2 separate regions of the Homo sapiens genome follow, and region 2 is linked to region 1. A link is a contact called in ENCODE Hi-C or POLR2A ChIA-PET data. All regions are on one chromosome and are shown on one strand. The core of a region is the stretch at or near the end of the contact, and the rest is flanking DNA. Distances in the headings are between cores, read along the strand shown. Region 1 overlaps LOC124901250 (a long non-coding RNA gene). Region 2 overlaps LOC124901251 (a long non-coding RNA gene).

Evidence for each region. A loop is a pair of places that touch in the nucleus more often than their neighbours do. ChIA-PET counts read pairs that join two places held with the same protein, here RNA polymerase II (POLR2A). Pooled maps may share reads with other maps.
Region 2: a map of natural killer cell shows a loop between it and region 1 (2.3-fold over the local background). The contact joins two enhancer-like sites. A Hi-C loop is called at or near these places in 7 of 168 maps with a recorded cell type or tissue (CD4-positive, alpha-beta memory T cell, CD8-positive, alpha-beta T cell, breast epithelium and 3 more) and 8 of 50 pooled maps. POLR2A ChIA-PET finds 5 or more read pairs at or near these places in 8 of 52 experiments (CD4-positive, alpha-beta T cell, CD4-positive, alpha-beta memory T cell, WTC11 and 5 more).

Annotation. Positions count from the first base shown.
Region 1 is chr6:5,826,580-5,832,904 of GRCh38, forward strand. It overlaps LOC124901250 (a long non-coding RNA gene), which reads left to right. Exons shown (of 2, transcript XR_007059424.1): 1 at 1-26; 2 at 565-2,984. Among named protein-coding and RNA genes, the nearest start is that of NRN1, 180 kb to the right of the region's middle. Within about 2 kb of position 5,057, at least 6 of the 41 ENCODE cell types and tissues checked have a DNase peak (open chromatin) inside an H3K27ac peak, as active enhancers do; they include CD8-positive, alpha-beta T cell and natural killer cell, where a contact is called at or near this core.
Region 2 is chr6:5,864,855-5,870,886 of GRCh38, forward strand. LOC124901251 (a long non-coding RNA gene) reads left to right here. Exons shown (of 2, transcript XR_007059425.1): 2 at 5,187-6,032. Among named protein-coding and RNA genes, the nearest start is that of NRN1, 140 kb to the right of the region's middle. Within about 2 kb of position 1,962, at least 6 of the 41 ENCODE cell types and tissues checked have a DNase peak (open chromatin) inside an H3K27ac peak, as active enhancers do; they include CD8-positive, alpha-beta T cell and natural killer cell, where a contact is called at or near this core.

The DNA.
Region 1 (6,325 bases), core at 3,807-6,306:
ACATGGGTGGACCTAGAGGACATTAGGTAAGTGAAATAAGCCAGGCACTGAAAGCCAAATACGGCATGATCCCGGTTACACGGGGAATCTAAAAAAAGTCAAACTCATAGAAACAAAGAATAGGATGGTGGTTACCAGGGGTTGGGGGTTGGGGGGCTTGGGGAGATGTTGATGAAAAGATTAAAATTGTCATTTAGACAGGAGGAAGAATTTCAAGACATCTATTGTACAACATGGTGACTACAATTAATATATTGTATACTAGAAAATTGCTAAGAGTAGATTTTAAGTATTCTCATCACAAAAAATGTATGTGAGGTAATGCACGGTTAATTAGCTTGGATCAGCCATTCTACATGTCAAAATATCAAAACTTGCTGTACACACAAATGCATACAATTTTGTCAATTAAAAAAAGTTACGGATTTTATCTAGACAAAAACAAGAGATATAAGAGAACAAACCAACACCAGCAGCCACTGTGACCATTTGAGCCCACCCGTGGGGGGACTGGTACTTTACACGTGTTGTATCTTTTCTGGCTCTCTCTCTCCAACCCTGCAGGGCAGGTGGCATCTCTACTTAACCATGAGGGAACAGAGGCTCAGCCAGCATGTTGAGACACCAGAATTCAAAAGCCCAGTATCCTCCCAGGACTCCATTAAAGCAGATGTGCAGAAGGCAGTACGGCCGGAGCACAACCAATGCCCCTGGGGGAGGCCCACGGGACCGTTAGGAAAATAAGACAGGCACAGGAAAGAGATGTCCAGCGTCTGAAGACAAAGCCACAATGAAAGCCACCATTCTGGGGTTGGGAAGGTAAAGAACTTCAAACCAGATAAATGAAGACTGCAGAAGAAAGAGGAAGAAATGGAAGTTGCTCTCTGACAGGACAACATGAATTTGGCAAGGGGTGGATTAGGCCGAGTGCTATCCACGGTGATGAAACACAGCAGCCGGTAGTCATGAAATATTTATGAATGGGGAGAGGATGCTGCATTCTGCAGTGCAGCACAGGGGAAACCGAAGTTTCAAGAATACTGTAATAGCAAAACCCTCCATTAATTATCGGAAGCAAGCTGTAATGCCAGTTCCTATGGCAACAGGGTCCCCAATGGATTTTGTGCTTTTTTTTTTTTAAGCTGCTCCCATTTACTATGGTACATTGCATTTATTTTCTATCGGAGGTTTTGTGCTTGTCTTCTGCAAATGAATTCATCCTGTCCTCACAGTGGCTGGTGTGGAGACCGACAGGCTGGGGCCTGGGGAAGGTTAAAGATTATGCAACTTTGAGCTAAATGCTCTGTAAGCACATTGATGACTGCTATGAGCACCTTCACTTCTGAGGGGAAAAGGAGGGGAGGGCAGGAAAGAGGTGTGGAAGGGAATAACTAGGGTGCATGGCTAATTAGAGGGCATCTATCCCAGCCCCCACACGCATGGTCTTTGGAATCCAGGCTTGCACCAGGGAAGAGTCCTTGAACCCAGCTGGGCTCTCCAACAACGTGCCTGCTGCAGCTGCAGTGGAAGCTGATAATTGCTCAGAAAGCTCAGACACAGAGTCCTCTGGGGTAAGGGTGCTGGAGAGAACAGTGGCTTGGTTCCCAGAGGAGCAGGCTGCCCCTCCCAGAGAAGCACTCCACCTGTAGGCCCAATCTCTCTGCACCGCCCCCCCCCCCCACATTGCTTATCAGCTCCCCCTCAGTGTGAAGTGGGAGTTTAATCTGGTGGCCCTTTGAATGCGGGTCTTCCAGGGGAGATGTTCTGTGTTTGCCTGGCCATGGGCTGCTGTTCACAGAAACATTCTGTCCCAGGCCACAGGAGCGCCTCAGAGCCACCCTGGGGTGTGGGCGAAGCGGTCAACAGCGGCTTCCTCCATCCTTCCCCGGATGAATGACTGACAAGTTGATGGCGGAGCACCCCGCCGCTCACTCAGGAAGAGGCTGCCTCCAGGTGGGGAGCTTGTACGTTTCCCTCTCAGGGCTGCAGCTGTGGCTTGGGAGGTGTCCTGTCTTTTTGGTGGCCTCATGAGGGCTGTGTGAGTCCTGATAAATGGCATAGGATGGGGAGTCCCCTTAATGGGGGACAGTACAGGTCTCCTGTCCGTGGGGCTATTCCAGGTTAAAAATAGATTCTACCGCTGCAGAATGATTATGCTGGCTCTACTGTGCTTTCTAAGTCACCAAAGGGACTCACAAGCATGTGTGAGTAGAACTGGGAGGATGCCAGAAGAGGGATGAAATAAAAATTGTGTACGTATATGTTTCTTTTTGTGGAATTCTACCTGGAGCCATAGGAGTACGACTTACCACTCAAGAGAAAGGCTGTGCCCAGAGCCAAGGAGGAGCTGTGGAGACGTTTCTCCCAAGTCATCCGTTCTCCCTATTTAGACTTCAACCTTAGGACGGACCTTCAGGCATCCAGGCCACCTACTGACCTCTCTGGCATGGGTGGGAACCGGGAGCTCGTTGGTAAGCAGGAGGATTCAGGACTATCGAGCGAACACCACTTCCTCCGTGGCACGCACCGCGCTGTGTCTTTGGGCTCATCATCTCATCACCTCTGCACAGGAAGATTATCTCCCCCACTTCGTGATGAGGAAACGGAGGCTCCAGGAGGCAAGTCATTGCCCAGGCCACACTGCTCCTCAGAGGCAGAGCTGAGATCAGAACTCACTTCTGTCTGACCCCAAAGCCTGTGCCAAACGCCTTGCTCGCTGGCCTCTTGCAGGGAAGGGCAGTGTCCCATTGCAGCCAGGCCCCAGCACAATACCAGGCTCTGCAGGCCCTGCATCACTTTCCCAAGGCCCAAAGGGGGCACACCACAAAATGCTGGGGGTGTAGGAAGAAGATATCAGAAATTCTAGTTATGATTTCCTCTTATCCTAGTAAAATACCAACTTCTATGTCTGTGTTGTGATGCATTTATGAGCTCAGCAGCACATTTATAGAATTTATAAATCAATAAACCTTCACATTGTGGAATACATGCTCAAGTTTATTTTACTGATATTGGAAGTGAGCAAAAAGACTAGAGTATCATGTTCAAGATAGTGACCAGGGACCACCCCAGGGCTCCTCGGGGACCAGAAAGGATGGCTTGCCGAGGGTGGCCTCCATCTTCCCTGCAGCATTGTTTGTTCCCCGGGATCCTTCCAGGCCCGCTCAACTCTGATCTCAGTCCCCTGTGCATTTCTGTAGGAAGCTCGCTTTTACTAGACCTGAGAGTTCAGGCAAGCCCTGTACCCTCGGGAGGCCGGCTGTGTGCTCTGCTGTTGTTTGCTCTCTATGGGGGCTCTCCAGTGGTCCAGCGGGCATTACAGGAGCACAGGGAGGACGAGGGGAATGGAGAAGGGGGATTGAAGGGCACATACACTTAGACCCCCACCGGCCACCTACAGAAGGCCTGAGGGGACAGCCCTTTCTGAAGTGATGCCTTCCTCTGTTGGGAAGCCAGGAGCCTCCCCTGGTGGGACCCATGAGGCCCTGGGGGTGGGGCAGGGTATGTGGGACGGGCACAGAGCCCCTTCAGTTTCCTTCTCAGGCCAGAATCATAACTGTCCATGCATTCCTTAAAAGCAGAGAGGGACCCTCTTCTTCCCCATCCATCAACAGCCTTCAGAGTCTAATTACATGCATAGAGCTTCAGTTCCCTTCTCTGTAAAATGGGGCTAATACTAATAAGACCTCTTCAGGGCAGTGTGGGAAGTCAATGAAACTCCATCTCTAAAATCACCCAGCAGATCATAGGATCTTGAAGTAAGCACAGTGTTTGGCATACAATAGGCACTCATCAATGCTGGTTCCTTTCACTCTCTGCCACTTGCTGCCTGTGCATGAGTTAACGTCCCAATGCCTCAGTTTCTTCATTTTCAAATGAAAGATGATGCCTATCCTCAACTTCAGATGAGATCAGGCACGTTCAGGGTGGTATGGCCATAGACCCCAACTTCAAAACAACAGGCACATCCATTCAATTCAGGTAGCACCCACCAACTGTACCATGGGCTTAAGAGGCAGGAAGAACATGGTGTGAGCCCACAGCTTCGGGTCCTGTTGCTCACTCTCTGCACATCCTTGTGCAGTTATCTGGGGTCACTTGCTGGCCTTTTTGAGTCTCAGTTTTCTTATTTGTAAGCTGGGGATAGTCATATCTCATTAGATTTTTAGGAGGACTAAATGGGACAATAAATATAAAATGCTCAGCACAAAACTTAGTCTATGGTCAGTGCTCAACAAATATCAGTCACTGATAATAGTAGAACCACCTGGAAATGACACTGTCATTTCCAGGCCCTCATGAGGATTCTCATTTACTCGTCATACTAGCCCTGCAAAATGGACACTATTGCTTCCGTTATACAGATGAGGAAACTGAGGCTCAGAGAAGCTAAGTAACTTCTTCAAAGTTGCCCAGGCTGGGCGCGGTGCCTCATGCCTGTAATCCCAGCACTTTGGGAGGCCAAGGCAGGCAGATTACTTGAGGGGAGGAGTTTGAGAACAGCCTGGCCAACATGACAAAACCCCCTCTCTACCAAAAATATAAAAATTAGCCAGGCGTGGTGGCACGTGCCTATAGTCCCAGCTACTCAGGAGGCTGAGGCAGGAGAATTGCTTGAACCAGGGAGGAAGGGGTTGAGCATGCCACTGCACTTCAGCCTGGGCAATAGAGCAAGACTCTGTCTCAAAAAAAAATAAAAAAATAAAAAAGTTGCCCAGTGACAGAGCCAAGTCTTGCTTTACAAGCCTAGGCTCGCTCTCCTACACTAACTACCTGGCCCCATGCTGCCCAGTCCTGGGCTGGCTGCAGGAGGCTGCTGCATTACCCACCTCAAACCACACAAGCACTGGCAGTAACAAGAGGCCGTAGAGAACCTAGAGTTCTCCAGTGGGTGTGGTTCTCTGGCTGCCGTGGGCTGCCAGGGATCCCTTAGATCACAGACTCCACAGTTCTTTCTTGCCACCTCCAGAAGTGAGGCTGCAGCCCCATGAGCCAGGCAGCAGGAAGGGAGGAAGTCTCGCTTCTTGCCAGACACATTGTTTAACTGCAACAGTCAGTTCTCCAAAAACTCTGCCGGAAGTCCACCCCGGAAACTCAAGGGAGGAAACTGACTGCCTTCTTGGGGTTTTCTTAACTGTGCTTCGTTTTTCTGCTCTGCAGGAAAGATGCAACCTGGGCCAGAGGCCCCTGGAGGCTGTGCCTGACCCCAGACAGATCAGACAAACCCGAGCAGCCATTAGCAGCTGCATGGACTCCTTTGCACTGTGGGGCTGCTCCTGGGGTGCAAGATGTCTTTGTGTGTGTATGGGGTTCGGGGGCTGGGCTGGCTGACTTGCAAAGGACACGCTGTGGCCCAGCCCTGGGCAGCATCCAGCCTGCTTAGGTGGCCTTCTGGGGGCTTGGCTAAAGACACTGAGGCCTTTCTCTGTTTCACCTCCTTGTGCCAACTTGGCTGTGTGTGAATAAAGGAATCACAAGCACACGCCTCTCTGAGTTCACACTTGTGTAAAGTTGGACTGAAGAGCTTGGTGAATCAAAGTTCAAGAAGGGTGACTTTGCCGGACATGGTGGCTCACTCCTGTAATCCCAACATTTTGGGAGGCTGACGGGGAGCAGATCACTTGAACCCAGGAGTTCAAGACCAGCTTGGACAACACAGAAAGACCCTGTCTCTACAAAAAAATTTAAAAATTAGCTAGGTGTGGTGAGGTGTGCCTGTATTTGCAGCTACTCTGGAGGCTGAGGTGGGAGGATTGCTTGAGACTGGGAGGTTGAGGCTGCAGTGAGCTGTGATCATGCCATTGCACTCCAGCTTGAGTGACAGAGCAGGACCCCATCTCTTAAATTTAAAAAAAGGAAGAGAAAGGAGAAGGAGGAGGAGCAGGAGAAGGAGAAGGAGGAGGAGGAGGAGGAGAAGGAGAAGGAGAGGAAGAAGAGGAAGAGGAAGAAGAAGAGGAAGAAGAAAAAGGAGGAGGAGGAAGAGGAGGGGGGAGGGGGGGGAGGAGGAGAAGGGAGGAGATGGAGAAGGAGGACACCTCAGAAGCCCTAGATAAAAACAGGGAGGAAGAGAACAAAAACATCAAAGCTGCTGAGTCTGGTGTCAAGAGCAGGGGCCTTAAAATCTGTGTGACTTTGTCCTTTGAGTTAACCTCTCTCATCCTCAACTTCTTGTTTGTGAAGTGGGAATAAGATTTTTTTGTGAGTTTGTTCTGAGACTCATAAGTAACGTACATAAAGCTGGTGGCTCCTGGTCTGTCTTATCATCCGGGGTTAAGCTTTGAAGTGGGCACAGGTGCTGGCAGCTGTGGAATGGGGGGAGGTTGCA
Region 2 (6,032 bases), core at 712-3,211, 35 kb after region 1:
CCATGCAGAACTGTGAGTCAATTAAATCTTTTTTCTTTATAAGTTACCCAGTCCAGGTAGTAACTTTATAGCAGCGTGAAAATGGACCAATATACACGATTAAGTGAAATAAATTCTTAAAATTAATTTTACCTGTTTCTTTATGCCCTTTTAAATGTGGCTACCATAAAATGTAAAATTACAGATGTGGCTCAAATTATATTTCTATTGAATAGCATTGCTCTAGTAGGAGAAACAGACAATAAATAAGAAATAAACAGACATAACAATATCAGTAATGTTTGATAGAATGGTCTTTCTAGGGAGATGGTGTCCGTGGAGAGGCTTTGGAGGAGCAGCAGGCAGTGTGGCTGGGGATGGTGAGCATGGTAGGTGGCTGGAGGGGATGTAGGCAGAACTGATCTTTGAGCAGCCTTGAAGACTGTTGTGCCTACGAATTTACAGGCCTTGGCAATGGTGACTGACTGGACACAGGAAAAAAGTGAGAGGGCAGGGACAGAAGTCAACATGAGGTTCTGAGCCAGTGTGACTGGCGAGCTGCTGGTTTGCCTAGATCGGGATGGAGATAGGACCTGTGATGAATTCTGAACTCTTGTCTCATCCTGCTAAGTCTGAGTTGGCTCGAGGAAATTCAAATGGACATGTACAGTTTCCACTGGAGATAGTCCTGGAGCTTAGCAGCAAGGCTGGGGATGAAAACACACAGTTTAAAGTTATCTTAGAGGAGACCCTTGAGCCCACACACACGGATGTGTTACTGAGGGTAATGAGAGTGGGGAAGGAAATGACAGTTGGTCAGATGTAGCTCGAGTCCTGGCTCTGCCACTTCCCACCTTCCTGTACTTCCTCATCTGTGTGATGAATTTAAAATGGTCACGAACCATTTTGATGTTGTTTTTATTCCCTCATCTTGAATGTGGGCTGGCCCTGTGACTACCCCCAGCCACTGGAGCACAGAGGAAATGATGCTGCTCTGGTTCCAGGCTTAGACCTAAGAGGAGTGACAGCATCTGCCTCATTCTTCTGGAGCCCTGAGTTACTAAGTAAGAACTTCTACCCTAAGTCTGCCATGTTGTGAGGAAGCCCACAGGTGAAGAGGCTGGGCAGAGAAATACAGAAGGTTACTTAAATAGCCAAGACATTCCAGAGGAGGCTCCAGACACCATGGGAGAGACAGAAGTTATTCTTCCTCCATCCTGTCCACATTCCTAGCCCACAAAACGATGAGGTATAAGAATAATCAATTGTTGTCTTAAGGTACTAAGTTTTGTAGAAGTTTGTTATTCAGCAATAGATAAATGGAATAGTATGTAAAATGGGATAATAATTTATATCTTATTTGATTGCTAGAAGGAGGATGTAAAATGCCAAGTACAGTTTCTGGCACTGGATAGGTACTAAATCAATACTCTTTTTCTTTCTCTTTGAAAGGCTTATGCTATAAAGTCAAAATCTGTGAGGTTCAGCCTTGTGAAATGACATCAAATAAGCTGAAGTCCTATTTCATGTCTATTTTTTTAAACATATGGAAATGACAACTGACCATAGGCTATCTTCCCTATGCTAGATTGCCTATTCTCCCCTCAGTTACACTGGTCTCAAGGCATGTTCTCCTGGTCACTCTTTCCAGAATCTGATCTAATTGAAAATTCTCCGTTTGAGTGAGTTGCCCTAGAAGGGCCGCCTTAGGTGTGGTCAGTGCAGTGCTGGTCAGAAGTGTGTCTCCTCACTTTGTTGGGACACACCACCCCACTCACCATGCTGGCAGAACAGACCAATACTGTAGGCTTCTAGGATTCTGCTTCTATTATTCAGTGTGTTTACTATCACTTTCAGTTTCATGATATCACAGACTCGATCAATTATACTGTTACTCTTCTTATCCAAATCATTTATCAAAATGTCGGACAAGTCTGCAGTGAGGGTAGAGCCAATAGAGACCTCACTATCTGTTGACATTTGTTCATTAATAGGCCCTGTTGGGTATGTTTGTTCAACCAGTTATGTGTGAATCACCCAGCACTTCTGTCATCCAGCCCACATTTTTTCCCATCTGTTTATGGGAGTATTCAGTTTCACTCTTTAGCATATACGATCTGCTTTTGTTCCACTGCAATAGCTGGTGTTGTTTGCCTAACTGTGATAGGTGCCACTGCAGGCAGGAGCCACGTCCTGTTTTTCTTAGATGACCTCTATGTTGAACATGTAGGAAGTGCTCAGCGAGCTCTTGAATGAGCTCTTTCAACCATATCATTCCATCAGGATGCCTGCTTTCTTACATGTGTCTGTTCTGACCCTGCATCTTAGCATACATCTAAGGAAACTTACATCTAAAGAAGGAAATTCTACAATATGTGACAACACGAATGACTCTTGAGGACATAGCACATTTCTGTTTATAATTATCTTATACGTAGGATATGTGAAAAAATACTCAATTTGATTTAAATTCCTGTTTTAAGAGAATCAACTACATTTAACCTAGGATGAATCCTTAACAGTTGGATTATGGAAAATTATACAAATCAGGAAGAGCAGCTAAGAAAGGTTTGCCTTAGGCTCCTCCAGGAGAGAGCTGCACTATAAAGATGTAAGCTAAGATGCAGCTCCAAAAAGTGAAGCTGCTTACTAACAATGAGCTGGAGCTCACTGAAGATGAGTAGATGCTGGCTGTGTGGGAATACAAAGAACAATCACTTGCGAGGATGTGGAGGAACTGGAACCCTTCTGCACTGTCAGTGGGCATGTAAAATGGTGTAGCTGCTGTGGAAAATGGTATCGTCAAAAAAAATACATAGAATTACCTTATGATTTAGCAATCCCACTTCTGGGTATATACCTCCCAAAATTGAGATCAGGATCTCAAAAAGATATCTGCATCCCATGTTCATTGAAATACCAGTCACAATAGCCAAGACATGGAAACAACCTAAGTGTTCGTTGATAGATGAATGGATAAAGAGAATGTGGTATATATGTACAATGGAATATTATCCAGTTTTTTAAAAAAAGGAAATTCTAAAATATGTGACACCATGAATGGCTTTTGAGGACATGTTGTTAGTGAAAAAGCCAGTCACAAAAGGACAAATACGGCATGATTCCACTGACATGAGGTACCTAAAACAGTCAAACTAGCAGAAGCAGAGAATACAGTTCCTAGGAGCTGGGGGGAGAAGGAAATGGGGAATTGGAAATAAAGTTTTAGTTATGTAAGATGAATTAGTTATAGAGATATGTTGTTGCATAATGCTTATAGTCAATAATAATGTATTATTTGCACTTAAAAATTTCTTAAGTGGGTAGATCTCATGTTAAATGCTCTTACCACACATAAAAATACCAAGGGACACAAGGAAGCTTTTGGAGGTGATGGATATGTCTATTGGCTTGAATATATGGTGATGATTTCTAGGAAATGTACATGTGTCCAAACTCATCAAATTGTATACGTCAAATGTGTAGTTTATTATATAACAATTATATCTCAATAAAACTTCTATTATTTATGTATTTATTTTGAGATGGAATCTCGCTCTGTCACCCAGGCTAGAGTGCAGTGTCGTGATCTCAGCTCACTGCAACCTCCGCTTCTCAGGTTCAAGCAATCTTCCCACCTCAGCCTCCCGAGTAGCTAGGATTACAGGCATGTGCCACCAGGCCCGGGTTAATTTTTTTGAGTTCTTAGCAGAGATGGAGTATCACCATGTTGGCCAGGCTGGTCTTGAACTCCTGACCTCAAGTGATCCTCCTGCCTCGGCCTCTCAAAGTGCTGGGATTACAGGCATGAGCCGCCACTACACCTTTGCCAAAAAACTGTTTTTTAAAAAAGAGAGAAACAATCAGCCCAGATGAACTTGGTGAGTTCATAGGCACTTAGTGTGTAGAAAACTTGTTAAAATGCTGTTTAGCCACTGAGAGCAGAGACAGTCAAAACAGATTGACCAAGGCCAAATTAAGAAGAGATCATTTTAATGGTTATAAATCTTTATTTTTAAATTTTCTTCTATTTTTATTTTGATTATTTATGACCAATAAGAGAAGTTTAAAACTTTTGTCCAATCAAACCATATTTATTGAGATGGTTATTAAATCATGGTCAAGACCGTGGAACAGATTATCTACATTCAACGCAGCCACCTCAGTCATTAGCTGGGGTGAATTATTTAACATCTTGCGGCCTCAGTTGCATCATCTGGAAACTCTTCATACAATTTGTTGGAATTATTAAATCAGATAAGAGATGTAAAAGACTTAGAACAGTGCCTGGCATATAGGCATTGCTATTTAAGTGACAAGTATTAGTATTTATTTGGATACTCAGGTAATATTTTCTCTGGACTCTATTCAAATCCTAACATTGTTCTTTCTTAAATTGAAATTGCTGCTATGCAACTTTAAGAAATGCACTTAGAGACCATAAATTGGTAAAGAGATGATTAGAAAGAAAAGACATTTAGAATTCTTTTAGGGCATGCCCCAGACCTTCAAAGAGCAAAGTCAGTCACTGTCACTGAAAGGCACAAAAAGAGTAACACTTTCTGATTTGTGGATCTGCATTATTTATGCCAGTAATTCTCAAATTTTAAAACATCACCTGGGGTGCAGCTTAAAAACACAGACACTTCCTGTTGAACCTCCTCTTCCTGTCAACTTCAGAAATTAAGATTCAGTAGTTTTGGAAGTTCAGAAGCCAGAACTCTTAATGAGCCCTGCAGATAATTTTTAGTCTTCCTTCCTCCTTGCTCTTTCATGACTCTTTTCCTCTCCATTTTTCATTCATTCATTCACCCATCCATCTGCAGTGCCTATCACTTGAATTCCCTTCCTAAGTTTATATAATCCAGAAATTAAAATATTAGATATTTGCTCATACTGAAACCTGGCAGTAAAAACATAGACATGTGACTTAAACATAGATGTGTGATCGAAACACAGATGTGTGACTGAAACACACAGATGTGTGACTTAAGCCCATCAGAGACCTGAATCTAGAGTAAGGGTGTGAGGACACAAGGGCAGCTCAGGGTTCACAGCTATGGTGGCAACTGACCGATTCCTGGGATGTGGCCCTCACAAGTTTCCATCAGTCTGGTTTTCGACCCTGGCTCTCTAGGCGTAGCTTACCCCAAATGCATGATTACTTCACAGCCATCTGAGAAACTCTTTTTTTTTTTTTACCTTAGGTTAACCAGTGTTGGTTCCTGTTGTTTACAACCAAGAATCCTGAGAAGTTCATATGTAGCCCACACATAAGCTGAAGTATTGCCTTATGACATATTCTGAATATTCCAATTATTTTGCAAATAATTCCACTAAGAGATTAATACATTCTAGAGCATGTAGCTGTGGTTCATTCATTTTCATAACTGTGTAATATTTCATTGAATAAATTTGCTCTTTCTATATTTTCAAACCACTTTATTGAGATATTGTTGAAATGTTAAAAAGTTGTACATATTGAATGTATGTAACTGGATTTTGAGGGTAAGTATACACCCATGAAACTATCACTACCATCCATCACCTCCTAGCTTTCTCTCACCCCCTTTATCATCATCATCATTAGTATTATTTGTGCTGTAATATATTTATCCATTTTATTTTTGATGGACATTTGATATTGATGGGTATTGTTTTCAAGTTTTGCATTACAATGCTGATATAAGGATTTCTGTATGTATATTTTAGTGTACATGAAAAAGTATTTTTCTGTGATATATTCCTGAGAATAGAATTGCTAAATCATAGAAAATGCATATGTTTAAACTTATTAGATAATGCTATTTTTCTAAAGTGAGTAAAACAACTTATTCTCCCACCAGGAGTTACTGAGAGAATTTAAATATTTGCCTAAAAGTCCTTTAATATTTTGTTACATTTATGGCTAGGTATTTTATGTTTTGGTTGCTTTTATAAGTAGTAATTTTTTATTTTTTAACCATCAGTTACTGGTGTATAGATATGCAGCTGACTTTTGTATATCAAATTTATGTCTAGAAACCTTACTAATCTCAGATTTATTTGGGTTT